Linked DNA regions of Homo sapiens: regions 2, 3 and 4 are each linked to region 1. The links are chromatin contacts, found by Hi-C or POLR2A ChIA-PET in ENCODE. All regions are on one chromosome and are shown on one strand. The core of a region is the stretch at or near the end of the contact, and the rest is flanking DNA. Distances in the headings are between cores, read along the strand shown. Region 1 holds the start of BUB3 (BUB3 mitotic checkpoint protein). Region 2 has its middle 30 kb from the start of ZRANB1. Region 3 has its middle 130 kb from the start of CHST15. Region 4 has its middle 30 kb from the start of OAT.

The links. Hi-C counts contacts between places; a loop is a spot of excess contacts on that map. ChIA-PET counts read pairs that join two places held with the same protein, here RNA polymerase II (POLR2A). Pooled maps may share reads with other maps.
Region 2: a loop to region 1 is called in a map of CD4-positive, alpha-beta T cell, with 5 times the contacts of the local background. The contact joins the enhancer-like site here to the promoter of BUB3 in region 1. A Hi-C loop is called at or near these places in 6 of 168 maps with a recorded cell type or tissue (B cell, CD4-positive, alpha-beta T cell, CD4-positive, alpha-beta memory T cell and 2 more), 4 of 37 single-sample maps with no recorded cell type and 15 of 50 pooled maps.
Region 3: a map of naive thymus-derived CD4-positive, alpha-beta T cell shows a loop between it and region 1 (15-fold over the local background). The contact joins the enhancer-like site here to the promoter of BUB3 in region 1. A Hi-C loop is called at or near these places in 1 of 168 maps with a recorded cell type or tissue (naive thymus-derived CD4-positive, alpha-beta T cell), 3 of 37 single-sample maps with no recorded cell type and 12 of 50 pooled maps.
Region 4: a loop to region 1 is called in a map of CD4-positive, alpha-beta memory T cell, with 16 times the contacts of the local background. The contact joins the enhancer-like site here to the promoter of BUB3 in region 1. A Hi-C loop is called at or near these places in 1 of 168 maps with a recorded cell type or tissue (CD4-positive, alpha-beta memory T cell) and 5 of 50 pooled maps. POLR2A ChIA-PET finds 5 or more read pairs at or near these places in 3 of 52 experiments (T-cell, activated CD4-positive, alpha-beta T cell and naive thymus-derived CD4-positive, alpha-beta T cell).

The regions. Positions count from the first base shown.
Region 1 is chr10:123,153,121-123,155,820 of GRCh38, forward strand. It overlaps BUB3 (BUB3 mitotic checkpoint protein), which reads left to right and starts at 1,282. Exons shown (of 8, transcript NM_004725.4): 1 at 1,282-1,365; 2 at 1,798-1,992; 3 at 2,538-2,607. The coding sequence starts at 1,798. RefSeq lists enhancers at 953-1,247, 967-1,136, 973-1,132, 1,863-1,932 and a cis regulatory region at 1,052.
Region 2 is chr10:124,910,496-124,913,330 of GRCh38, forward strand. No RefSeq gene overlaps it. Among named protein-coding and RNA genes, the nearest start is that of ZRANB1, 30 kb to the right of the region's middle. Within about 2 kb of position 1,422, at least 4 of the 41 ENCODE cell types and tissues checked have a DNase peak (open chromatin) inside an H3K27ac peak, as active enhancers do.
Region 3 is chr10:124,223,430-124,226,329 of GRCh38, forward strand. No RefSeq gene overlaps it. Among named protein-coding and RNA genes, the nearest start is that of CHST15, 130 kb to the left of the region's middle. Within about 2 kb of position 1,327, at least 3 of the 41 ENCODE cell types and tissues checked have a DNase peak (open chromatin) inside an H3K27ac peak, as active enhancers do.
Region 4 is chr10:124,388,024-124,390,723 of GRCh38, forward strand. No RefSeq gene overlaps it. Among named protein-coding and RNA genes, the nearest start is that of OAT, 30 kb to the right of the region's middle. RefSeq lists a silencer at 1,194-1,483. Within about 2 kb of position 1,393, at least 7 of the 41 ENCODE cell types and tissues checked have a DNase peak (open chromatin) inside an H3K27ac peak, as active enhancers do.

The DNA of each region.
Region 1 (2,700 bases), core at 32-2,531:
GAGGTGCATCCAATTCAGGGTGTGTGAATGCATAAAGATCATCAACACTTTCTCATTAATGTCCCTTAAAAGTTAATCACTTTAACCCCACAATTTTCTCTCACTTCACACAAAATCAAATAAAACGATATATATTTTTCTTTTACAAAAGGCAGTGAAAAAGCGGTTAAAGCATGGATTAAATTGAAATTTTTCAGTGAGCCTTTGACATTCAAGAATAACTCAGTCACTTCATTCTACTGATTAAGTATTGCTTTTCTTTCATGGAGATAAAATAATTTCTCATACTCAAGCAACCTTCTTGATCCTCATTTCTAGAGGATTCTAGAAAACAGCAAATGGAGCACACTGAGCCTGCAACTTTGGGGAGTGGCAGGACAGAGTGGAAGGGGAGAGGCTTGTAGCTGTCGTTTCAGGACCCTTCAAAAAAGAGCTCTAAAAGAAGTGGTGGGAGCTTTAACACATTGCAGAGTACTGTCTCCCAGGCTGTTCACCCTTCTGAAGGGGGGTTCCTGAAGGGCAAAGGCTGGTCTGATTACATGCATCTTTCCAGAGCCTCTCACCAGGCCTGGCGCCAGTGGAGGCTCAATAAATGTTTGTGGAAAGATGGGGTGGAGAGATAAAGCATAATATAAATATGAATGGGTTTCTTCAGCAGAACTTGAGACAATGGGAAATGGGAGACCCTGGTTTATAGGTGGAAATTCCCAAGAAATGAGAAAAAAAAAATCAAGGCAAAATAATGCAGTTGATAGAGCAAATATTTCCTCCTCTACATCAACTTTTGGTTAGCTTCACGGGCGTGTGCACGCCCAGGGATAGGGAGACAACTTTAGGACTATATAAGTATTGCCCAAAATGGGATTCTTGTGTTTCAGAGACTAACTTCAAGGGGAGGGCGCCATGGACAGAGCTGTAAAGATCTTTCCCGCTTTCTATGAAGAGGGCGGGCAGAGCGTCAGCCCCTAGAAAACTACATTTCCCAGAATGCCATACGCAGGCGGGAGAGGGCATGAACAGAGCCTTGGCGCGATGCTCCTTGGGAGGTGTAGTTTCCACGCGTCCAGCTCGAACGCTGATGCCCCAGCGCGGTGGTAAAATGAGCCCACGTGATCGGAAAAGCAGCGGTTTCCCTTTGAGCCGGAACAGGATGACTGGGTTGACCGATGCTGGGCAGCTGAGCGGACCAATCGGCCCCCTAGACTGAGACGTTGGCGTTTGAAATCAGCCAATGGCAGGTCTACACTGGAGCTTCCTCTCCGCCTCCTTCGCCTAGCCTGCGAGTGTTCTGAGGGAAGCAAGGAGGCGGCGGCGGCCGCAGCGAGTGGCGAGTAGTGGAAACGTTGCTTCTGAGGGGAGCCCAAGGTAGGGAGGCGAGGCGACGGTGTGCGGGAGCGGGCTCTCCAGGGACTTCCCGGGTCCGCAACTGGCAGGGCCGTTCGATTCGCAGGGGATCCCGTTTCGTTTCTGTTGTTTTCCCTTTATTTTTAGGAGTGCCCGGGGCGACGGGACCCCGGGAGAGGGGAAAGGGAACAGTCTGGGGTCCGGGCATCGCTGTGGGCCGGGCTGGGTTTAGGGGGACGGCGGTGCGGGCTGGGCCGGTTTGGGCGCGGCGGGGGCCGGATGATGGGGCGAGTCCGGACCTTGGCGGGCGAGTGCTCGGCGCAGGCGCAAGCGCAGAGTCTCCTCGCGGTCGTCCTCTCGGCCCCTCCCTCTGGGGGGACCCCCAGTGCCAGGCTGTCAGTGCGCAGCCCCAGCCCGCGGGACCCCTGGGGACTCTGGGCGCCTGTTCTGCAGATGACCGGTTCTAACGAGTTCAAGCTGAACCAGCCACCCGAGGATGGCATCTCCTCCGTGAAGTTCAGCCCCAACACCTCCCAGTTCCTGCTTGTCTCCTCCTGGGACACGTCCGTGCGTCTCTACGATGTGCCGGCCAACTCCATGCGGCTCAAGTACCAGCACACCGGCGCCGTCCTGGACTGCGCCTTCTACGTAGGTGCCCTCCCGCCCTGCTCCTGCCCTCTTACTGTGTTAACGATTCTCCACGTGAGGAGCGTTTCTTTTCCAGTGTTGGGTAGAGGCGTCTGTCGGTGGGGTTATTTGGACAGTTCTTTAGCTTTTCAGGAGCATCTGCCTTGAACCTGTACCGTTTTGGGTTGGAGACATGCAGACATTGGAAACTCCGTCTCCCCTTTTCTGTTACACGCTTGTGGAGTAACTCTAAACTTTCTGAAAATACGATCATTATATTTGCAACAATACTGTTTTGGCTGCCGTATTGAAAGGAACCGTTTAGGGGAAATGTATGTTTACCCTCAGCTAGCGTGTTGGCTAGGATAAAGCAGCCCTCCTTTAATTTCCAGACACAGGAGTTTAGTGACCACTTGCTTTTTTATGCTGTTTTTTGGTTTGTTTACCATGAATAGTTGAGCCCAGTGCATATCCCGAGCATAAACTGAACACTTGCTTGTAGAAATAAGAATGTTGAAACCCTTTCAAAAGTTCTAGTTTTTAAACGGTTCAAAACTATTTTATAGGATCCAACGCATGCCTGGAGTGGAGGACTAGATCATCAATTGAAAATGCATGATTTGAACACTGATCAAGGTAATGTGACCATATCTTTACCAGTTTGTTTTCTTGGCTAGTGTTCTTAAGTATAAATGTTTATGTAGGAAGAGTGGTTCCTAAATTGCTTAG
Region 2 (2,835 bases), core at 172-2,671, 1.8 Mb after region 1:
CTCTGATGCTTCACAAGCATATCTGGTCCTCTCAGGAGAGATTTTTTTTTTCAGGCAGATTTGTGGTGGACATAGAGGAAGGTCACAGGATGGTACTATGTTCCACAAAACTGTGTCCTGTACTGCATGCATACAGATTAGGCAACATTATTAAATACGTTTATTTCCTTTCTTTCCTTCCTTCCTTCCTCCCTCCCTCCCTCCCTTTCTTTCTTCCTTTTTTTTTTTTTTTGAGACAGAGTCTTGCTCTGTCGCCCAGGCTGGAGTGCAATGGCGTGATCTTGGCTCACTGCAACGTCTGCCTCCCGGGTTCAAGCAATTCTCTTGCCTCGGTCACCCGAGTAGCTGGGATTACAGGCACCCACCACCACGACTGGCTAATTTTTTGTATTTTTAGTAGACATGGGGTTTTGCCATGTAGACCAGGCTGGTCTCGAACTCCTAACCTCAGGTGATCCACCTACCCGGGCCTCCCAAAATGCTGGGATTACAGGAGTGAGCCACCGCACCTAGCCTGTTACATTGCATTTTCTACTGTTAAGATGTTTTTTCCACTTGGGAATCATGTTGATCATACACAGAGAATGGAAGATACGTTGCAGTTTATACAAATGACATTTTCTGCAACGCGTCTGAGAACATGTTCTTGTAACAACTGAACATTTCTAACATTTCTTTTGAGGGGAACACCCATTTTATAACACTTTCTACTTAAAAGCACAGATCCCTCAAAGACCCTGAGTAAGCTGGATCCGTTACCATTTCCTTTAGCAGAGCGCCTTCGATTTCCCTTAGCTGCATATGTCCACCTCTGCGGGGGGCTCCACAGCCTCAGCCTGATCTTTCCGTCCTAGGCCTGATTATGGACTGCCAAGACTTTTTGGAGAAAGCAGTTTCTTGTCGCTCTTCTTTTTTCATTCTTCTTGATTTGCTTCCCTCTAACTATTGTCCCGAATCTCCTCCAGTTTCCAGAGCAACCCTCAGCAGGAGACTCTGTGCTTGATTCACCAAGGAGGAGAAAGGGTTTGAACTCCACTCCATCACCTCTGTCTCACCCACCAAAACCTCCCTAGAGCTGTTTTTCACAGCTTCCTCTCCTCGTTTCTGAGGAAGATAGGGCTTTCTTGCTTGCCAACACAAATCACTGTGCTCTGAATTTTACCTCCCTTCTGGATTTCAGTCCTTTTACCCCCTCTACATCTCTCCTCCATTTATAAAAGTGCTCAGAGATGCCCATTCTTTAAAATAAATACCTAAAAGAAAACAAAACCTTTCCCTTATTTTTGTTACTGCCCTAATCTAGTCTTATATCTCCTGCTTTCCTTTCACTGCCAGACGTCTTGGACTTGTGGTTTATAATCACATGGCTTCAGCTTTTGAAACTTGGCTTCTCTCCCTACCATCCTACTGAGAACTGTTCTCTAGAAGGTCACTGAGTCTCTTGTTTGTCAGATCCAGTGGCCTTTCCTCCGTTCTAATGCTCGAAATCTGTAGCATCTGACAATTTTTATTACCATGTGCTTCAGGCTCACTGTACCCTCGGCTTCCAGAACACCGTACTACCAGCTTCATCTCCTACCTTTCTGACCACTCCTCTTTTTTTTTCCTTCGGTAGTTCTTTCTTCCCCACTCCTGTGGCTTCCATACTAAATTCTACATAGAGAGCTCCCTGATGTTGATCTCCAGGATTGCCCTACACATTTCAGACCAGCATTTCCCCCACCAGCCATTCCCTTCCTCCTGAGTCCAGGATCTCCTGATTCAAGGGTCCACATCTCCTCTGACCCAGTTCCTCTCTTGCGTGTCCCACTGTTGCACATACTGCCGTCACTCAGAGTTCACGGACTTTTTTTTTTTTTTTTTTTTTGGTGACAGGATCTTGCTCTCTTGCCCAAGCTGGAGTGCAGTGGCATGATTATAGCTCACTGCAGCCTTGAACTCCTGGGCTCAAGCAATTCTCCCTCCTCAGTCTCCTGAGTAGCCAGGACAACAGGTGTGAGCCACTGAGCCTGGCAGGTTAAAAATTATTTTTTGTAGCAATGGGGTCTCATTATGTTGCCCAGTTTGGTCTTGAATTCCTGGCCTCAAGCGATCTTCCACCTTGGCCTTCCCAAGTGCTAGAATTACAGGCATGAGCCACTGCTCCTGGCCCACTCTCTGACTTTTGATTCTTTCTTCTGCCTCAGAGTTAGTCACTGGCAAATTCTGAACATTGCACTGTCTCCCATTTCACTCTTGGCCCTCCTTTCCATTCCCACAGCTACTTTGGTTTTAGGTCCTTGTCTCTTCTCTGCCCCTGTTTCTACTTCTGCCCTCATTTGTCTCACAGACATTCCAGGTAAAGGTGGGCAGCTCCAATACTGGCACCTTCCTGCTCAAAACCTCTTTATGGCTTTCTACTGTTAATGGAACTACAGATCCACAATTTTGCATGCAAAACTTTCACAAAAATGCAATATGGATTTATGAACTCTACAGTTAGTTTGGGAAAAACTGAAATGAAAGCCAGAACAAACTATCAACAAAACTATACTGTCTCTACCCTTTACTACAAAGGTTTTTTTTTTTTTTGAGATAGGGTCCTGCTCTGTTGTCCAGGGTGTAGTGCAGTAGTGCCATCATGGCTCACTGCAGCCTGGACCTCGCAGGCTCAAGCAATTCTCCTGCCTTGGCCTCCCAAAGTACTAGGATTAGAGGCATGAGCCACTGCACCCAGCCTAATATAAGGTTTCTAAGAAAAGGAAATTAAAAACCCCAAAAAGACAGTGGATACTTTTTCCAAATGAAATATTTCTCAGAGTCCAGATAAACATAAGTAGAATGTCAATTCGGTAG
Region 3 (2,900 bases), core at 77-2,576, 1.1 Mb after region 1:
TCAAGGCTGGGCCAGGAGTCCAACCCAGGTGGTGTGACAGGCAGTCCGGACACTCTCCCGGCCACTTGGGCATCCTTGCACAGCTGAAGAGCCTGGACAGTAAGGGGAGGTACCACGCAAGGGCAGTGATGACAGGGCACAGCATAACCCTGCACCCCCTTACCCAGGCCTCTTTATAGATGCCCAGATTTGGGGCAGAACTGCCTGGCTGACTTTCCTGCATCAGTGACATTTGACACCTGACCTGGGAGGTTTTGAAGTGAGGAAAACTGATGACACATTTCTGCACATTCCCACTGTTCAATGCCAGCCGAGAACACTCTTGAGAAGTACAAGGGGTTTGGCTAAATCTCCTGCCTGGAATGGGACAAGAGCAGGTAAGAGGCAGCCCCCCTGTACACAGAAGCATCGGCAGGCAGGGTCATACGCATTCCCAGCAGGTTGTGCAGAGGTAGGCTCCTGGGTCAGCGGGAGGAACCCAAACACTGGTGATGACAAGGGCATGCCCAGGCCTTCCTGTGCACTTCCGAGAGCCAGGGCCTGGAGATGGGAACATGTAAGCCAGGCCATGAAGCACTGAGAAGTCTGTTTAACTAAAGTGGGCAGGGATGCTCAAGGACCCACCAGGAGATGGAAGGGGCTGCGGTCAAAGGCCCTGACGCTGGAGGTTTTCAGTCTCACCCCCTCCTTTCTGGCAGTAGAGGAATTCTGAGTGTTTCCCATCTCTTCCACCTCCTCATTTGCTGCTGTTTTCCAACCCTTACTTTAAATTCCCCACCAACATACACATGCACACACAAACACACAGCTTCTAGAGCCCCATCTCCATATATCAAGTGAAAAGAGTGATTTTCATGGGTAAACCTTGTTTCCCAAGGATGCAGCCTGGCCCTTGGTCAATGTGAGGGGAACTTAACCAGCTCCTCCAAGACTGAGATTTGGCTTCGAGTTCAGCATGGAGCCGGGACCCCCAGGGCTGGTCAGTGAAAGTGAGTGGAGCTGAATACCAACAGGGCTGGGGTGGAGTGGGTCCAGGGCCCACGCCACAGCCCTGGCTCTTTCCACGCTGCGGTGGCCACCTCAGCCCCAGCCTGTGTCTGGGATGCTGTCGAAGTAGCGAAGTGCTTCATGCACCAGCATCAGGTGGCCGTGATCAGGCTATGGGTTTAACGCAGCATGAAGATGGGTGGGGAATGGGATCACCTCTCTCTGCCTGCATCCCCCAGACCCTGGAGTCTGCTCCACAGAAGGCAGAAGCTGAGTGAGTGAGCTGGGAGGCCCGGGAAGCATATCTCCAGTGCCATTCCCAGTCTGGGCACCAGCCTCCTCTGCGCCCTGCGGGCTACGGGCCAGCCCCTGGGCTCCAGCCTCCCACGTACGATGCCTATTTGGAAGTGAACCAGGATAGAATTTCTAAGGGTTGAGCCACCTTCCTGGGATCACTTGCTGAGTCAGATGCTGCCAGAACCACAGAATGTCCCCAAAATTCACAAGACACCCATATCCTTTCTCAGGGCACCGGCTCATTTATGTGCAGGCTGAAGCTATTTGGTTTGTTCTAAAAAGCGTGGCACCAGCAGCTTCAGTTAAAGAGATCGCAAACTTTGCAGACACAAACAACTTGAAAAATAGGTCAAATCCTGTTTTGTACATTCACAGGGCTGCCTTTTCCAGCGTTTCTCCCTAAAATCAAATCAGCAGTGTATGTAAATGAGTTGAGAGAATTCATTACGTTAATTTATCTAATTTTGGAGGCAAACCTGAAACAAACAGCGCCTCACTTTCTAACACTCAGGCCCTCATAGAATATTGATTCCTGAGTTTTACTGGCCTTGCACGAAGGCCTTTTTATAGCCCCAAAGGAATGAGATCATCAGTTTCCTCAGGCATACAAATGTCCTGCTCAGAGGCCCTGAGACAGCATTCTCCAAGGTCATTTCAAGGGATGGCTGGCATGGTAGACCACCCAAAGCTCAGATTTGGGAGTCTATGGGACGTGCATGCAGAAGCACTGTGCCTGGGGCCACCGATCCCAGCAAGATCAACAGCTGCGAATGGCAAGTGGTCCCAGCAGAGGTGGCGGTGAGGTCCATATTATTTCAGGATCCTGGCAGTGTTCATGGTAGTAAGCTGTGGAATTAAGAATATTTCCAGGGCCAAGGCTGCCAGCAACAGAGCTGTGTTCATGGCAGAAAGAAGCCCAGACAAACAGTGATGGCTTCATCACCTCCTGCCTCTCAGTGGGCCAGTGTGATGTCCTCAGAATGATACATTTCACTGTGAAGAACCCCAAATTCCCATGTGACCCCGGAGCCAGCCGTTTTAGCAGACTAACCATGATTTTCATCCAGTTTTGTGAACAGTGATTGCCACTGCTGGCCAGTCCCTCAAGGCAGCCAAGTAGGTGCAGGACTGTATTTTATATTTGGAAGAACACAAGGAGCTCTGTCTGACCCCAAATGTCTCTTTGCTGCCTGTTGGTAGCTGGGGCCAAGGGTCTCCTGCAGCTAGGATCACAGGCCTTCAAGATGGGTGCAAGGCAGAGCACACAGAGCTCAGGGCACGCGGTGGACTGCTTTGCAGTCCTTGCTCTGCCTCGGAATACCGTGTGGAATATTGTGTACAATACCGTGTGGAATGCCATGTGGAATATTGTGTGGAATACCGTGTGAAATACCATGTGGAATATTTTGTGGGATACCGTGTGGAATATTGTACGGAATAACATGTGGAATAATGTGTGGAATAATGTGTGGAATACTGTGTGGATACCATGTGGAATAACGTGTGGAATACGGTGTGCAACACAGTGTGGAATACCATGTGGGATATTGCGTGGAATACCGTGTGGAATACAGTGTGGAACATTGTGTGGAATACTGTGAGGAATATAGTGTGGA
Region 4 (2,700 bases), core at 143-2,642, 1.2 Mb after region 1:
TTTTTTATCAAACCAAGCATAAAAAACACAGGTTTGGCTGGGTGTGGTGGCTCACGCCTGTAATCCCAGCACTTTGGGAGGCCGAGGTGGGCGGATCACCTGAGGTCAGGAGTTCGAGACCAGCCTGACCAATATGATGAAACCCCATCTCTACTAAAAATACAAAAATTGGCCGGGCCTGGTGGCATGCGCCTGTAATCCCAGCTACCTGGGAGGCTGAGACAGGAGAAACGCTTGAACCCAGGAGGTGGAGGCTGCAGTGAGCCAAGATCCTGCCATTGCACTCCAGCCTGGGCAACAAGAGTGAAACTCTGTCTCAAAAACACACACACACACACACACACACAGGTTTACACATTTCTTTGGGTCTTCATTTCCTTATGAAGGCTCCTGCATCCGGTAAAAATTATATTAAATAAATGTGTATGTTATTCTCTTGTTATATGAGTCCCAGGCAGGAACCTAGGACGGTGAGGAAAAGCTCTTTCTCCTCCTATGGCATCCACACACCCAGGGCCTGCCACTCCTGCCCAGCCCAGGACCGTCACTATCTCAGTGACCAGTGGACAGGGCTCAGCAGGGCCACACGGATCAAGGTGGGCCCCAGCCAGGCAGAGACCAGGCCCCGCATCCTCCCACCCCCTGCACAACTTCGGTCCCCCAATCACCAGGGCAGGTATGAGTAAGGCCATTGCACAGTGGCAAAAACTGAGGCCCGCAAGGGCCCAAGGACCACCACTCAGATCCCTCCGGGCACAGCCCAGCCAGGAGCTCCGGGCAGAGTCCCGGGAGGCCCTGCCCACAGGGTCAGAGCGCCCCTGCCCCCGGCCCAACGGATGCGCCTGTCCAGGATCACCACCTGTCAAGCTCGCTGCAGCGCGGGAGGTGGGGTGGACCCTTCCCTGCCCCGGAGCCCACACCTCTGCACGGTGAACCGAGGCGCTCCGACGGGTGCGCGGACAGCACCTGGCACTGAGGAGGTGAACGTGACTCCCACACACGCGGGACTGAACCAGCGCCCCAGAGTCCCCAGAACACGCATGGGCCCGCGGGGCCGCAGCCCACGCCCGGGACAGCCGCCCGCAGTCTACGCAGGGAGGGGCCGCGGGGCTCTGGTTTCTGCAAGTTCTGAATTGTCTCCAAGGAGCATATTCCAACGTCAGAATAATAAACTTTTACAGAACTGTATTGCTCTGCAGCGCGCGGGGGGACTCGGCCCAGCGAAGAGCGAGCGCCCTACAGGCCTCGGCGGAGGAGGGCACGGTCCCCAGCGCGGCTCCTGGCCCCGCCCACGGCCCCGCCCCAGCTCCCGAGCCCCGGCCTCGCGCACGCGCATCTCGCGGGCTCGCAGGACGGCCGGGAAGCAACGCTTTGCGGGCAGCGCCCCCTGCCGTCCCAACGCGCGTGGGGCCCTATGGCTGCGAGCAGTTCCGGCCAAAAGCCCCAGGACCCGGACTTGGGGTTATTGACTTGCGCGTGGGCGCTGAGTCTTGGAGGGGAGGGGACAACTCGCCACACCCCCGTCCTCTCCCTGGAGCTCGAAGCCCCTTTCTGCTGAAATGGGGCCTCCTTTTCTCGGGAAACTGACTTTGGGGGAAACTAAGTCTCAAGGGGATCTTAAAACCCAAGACGGGGGAATGGGAACCTCACAGGACGTGGGGGCGCTTTTCTGGCCATCTCTATATAAAACCTGCCGGGGGCCTCAGACCCTGGCTCCTCTGTCAGTTCCCAAGACCCGTCGCGCGCCCACCTGAGCCCGGTGCCCACTGGATGGGGGCTCAGGCTCACCTGGTCAGTCCTCACCCCCACCTCCAGAGACCAGGCAGTCATGCCCTTCTAATATGGCGGAGGTCCCAAAAGATTATACCATATTTTTACTGTGCCTTTTCTGTGTTTAGCTATGCAAATACTTAGCATTGTGTCGTAGCAGGCTGTGCCATCTAGGTTGTGTAAGTACACGCCATGATGTTCACATAACGAGAAAATCGCCAAAGGACGCATTTCTCAGAACATACACCTGTTGTGAAACCACCCGTGACTGTTCTGTCCTAATTCAACCCCCTCATTCGATAAAGGACAGAGAGGCATTGAGTTGCCAGAGGTCATCCTGGTTGTCAGAGGCAAAAGCAAAACCGAAGCTCTGAGCCTCGCAGCAACCACCCACGCCACCGCCTCCCGTCATCATCAGGAGGCCTCCCCAGGTTTCTGTCCCAGGGAGCGCAGCCGGTGGACAAGTCCCTTCCGCTCTCTGAGCCTCCAGTAACATGAAAACACTGGCAGGAGACCCTCCATGATTCCAGGATTCCTAGAACACTGGCAGGACACCCTCACCCGGTGATCACTCCCAGGTCACCCCACTGAAAGCCGGCAGCTTTCTGTATGGTCTGCATCCATGTTTTTCTATTTCTCCCAGGAGTAATTACTCCATTTGTTCACAGGTACACGGCTTGGCACTCAGGGGCCATAAATTAAAGAGATGTTGTGATAAAAAGGAAGGCAGGAGAGAGTAGGGGCTGGTGGATCCCACTTGCCCTTCACTGCCGGTCTCAGAGACTGGCCTAGGAGAAAGCCACCAAGATCAAAGGCCCCCAGACCCTGCATCCCCATGGATGTGCAAGCCTGAGCTGTCGGTGGTCCTCCCGAACCCTGCCTTGAGCCATGCTTGGCTATTCCACACAAGGCTTATTTGCAGCAATCATC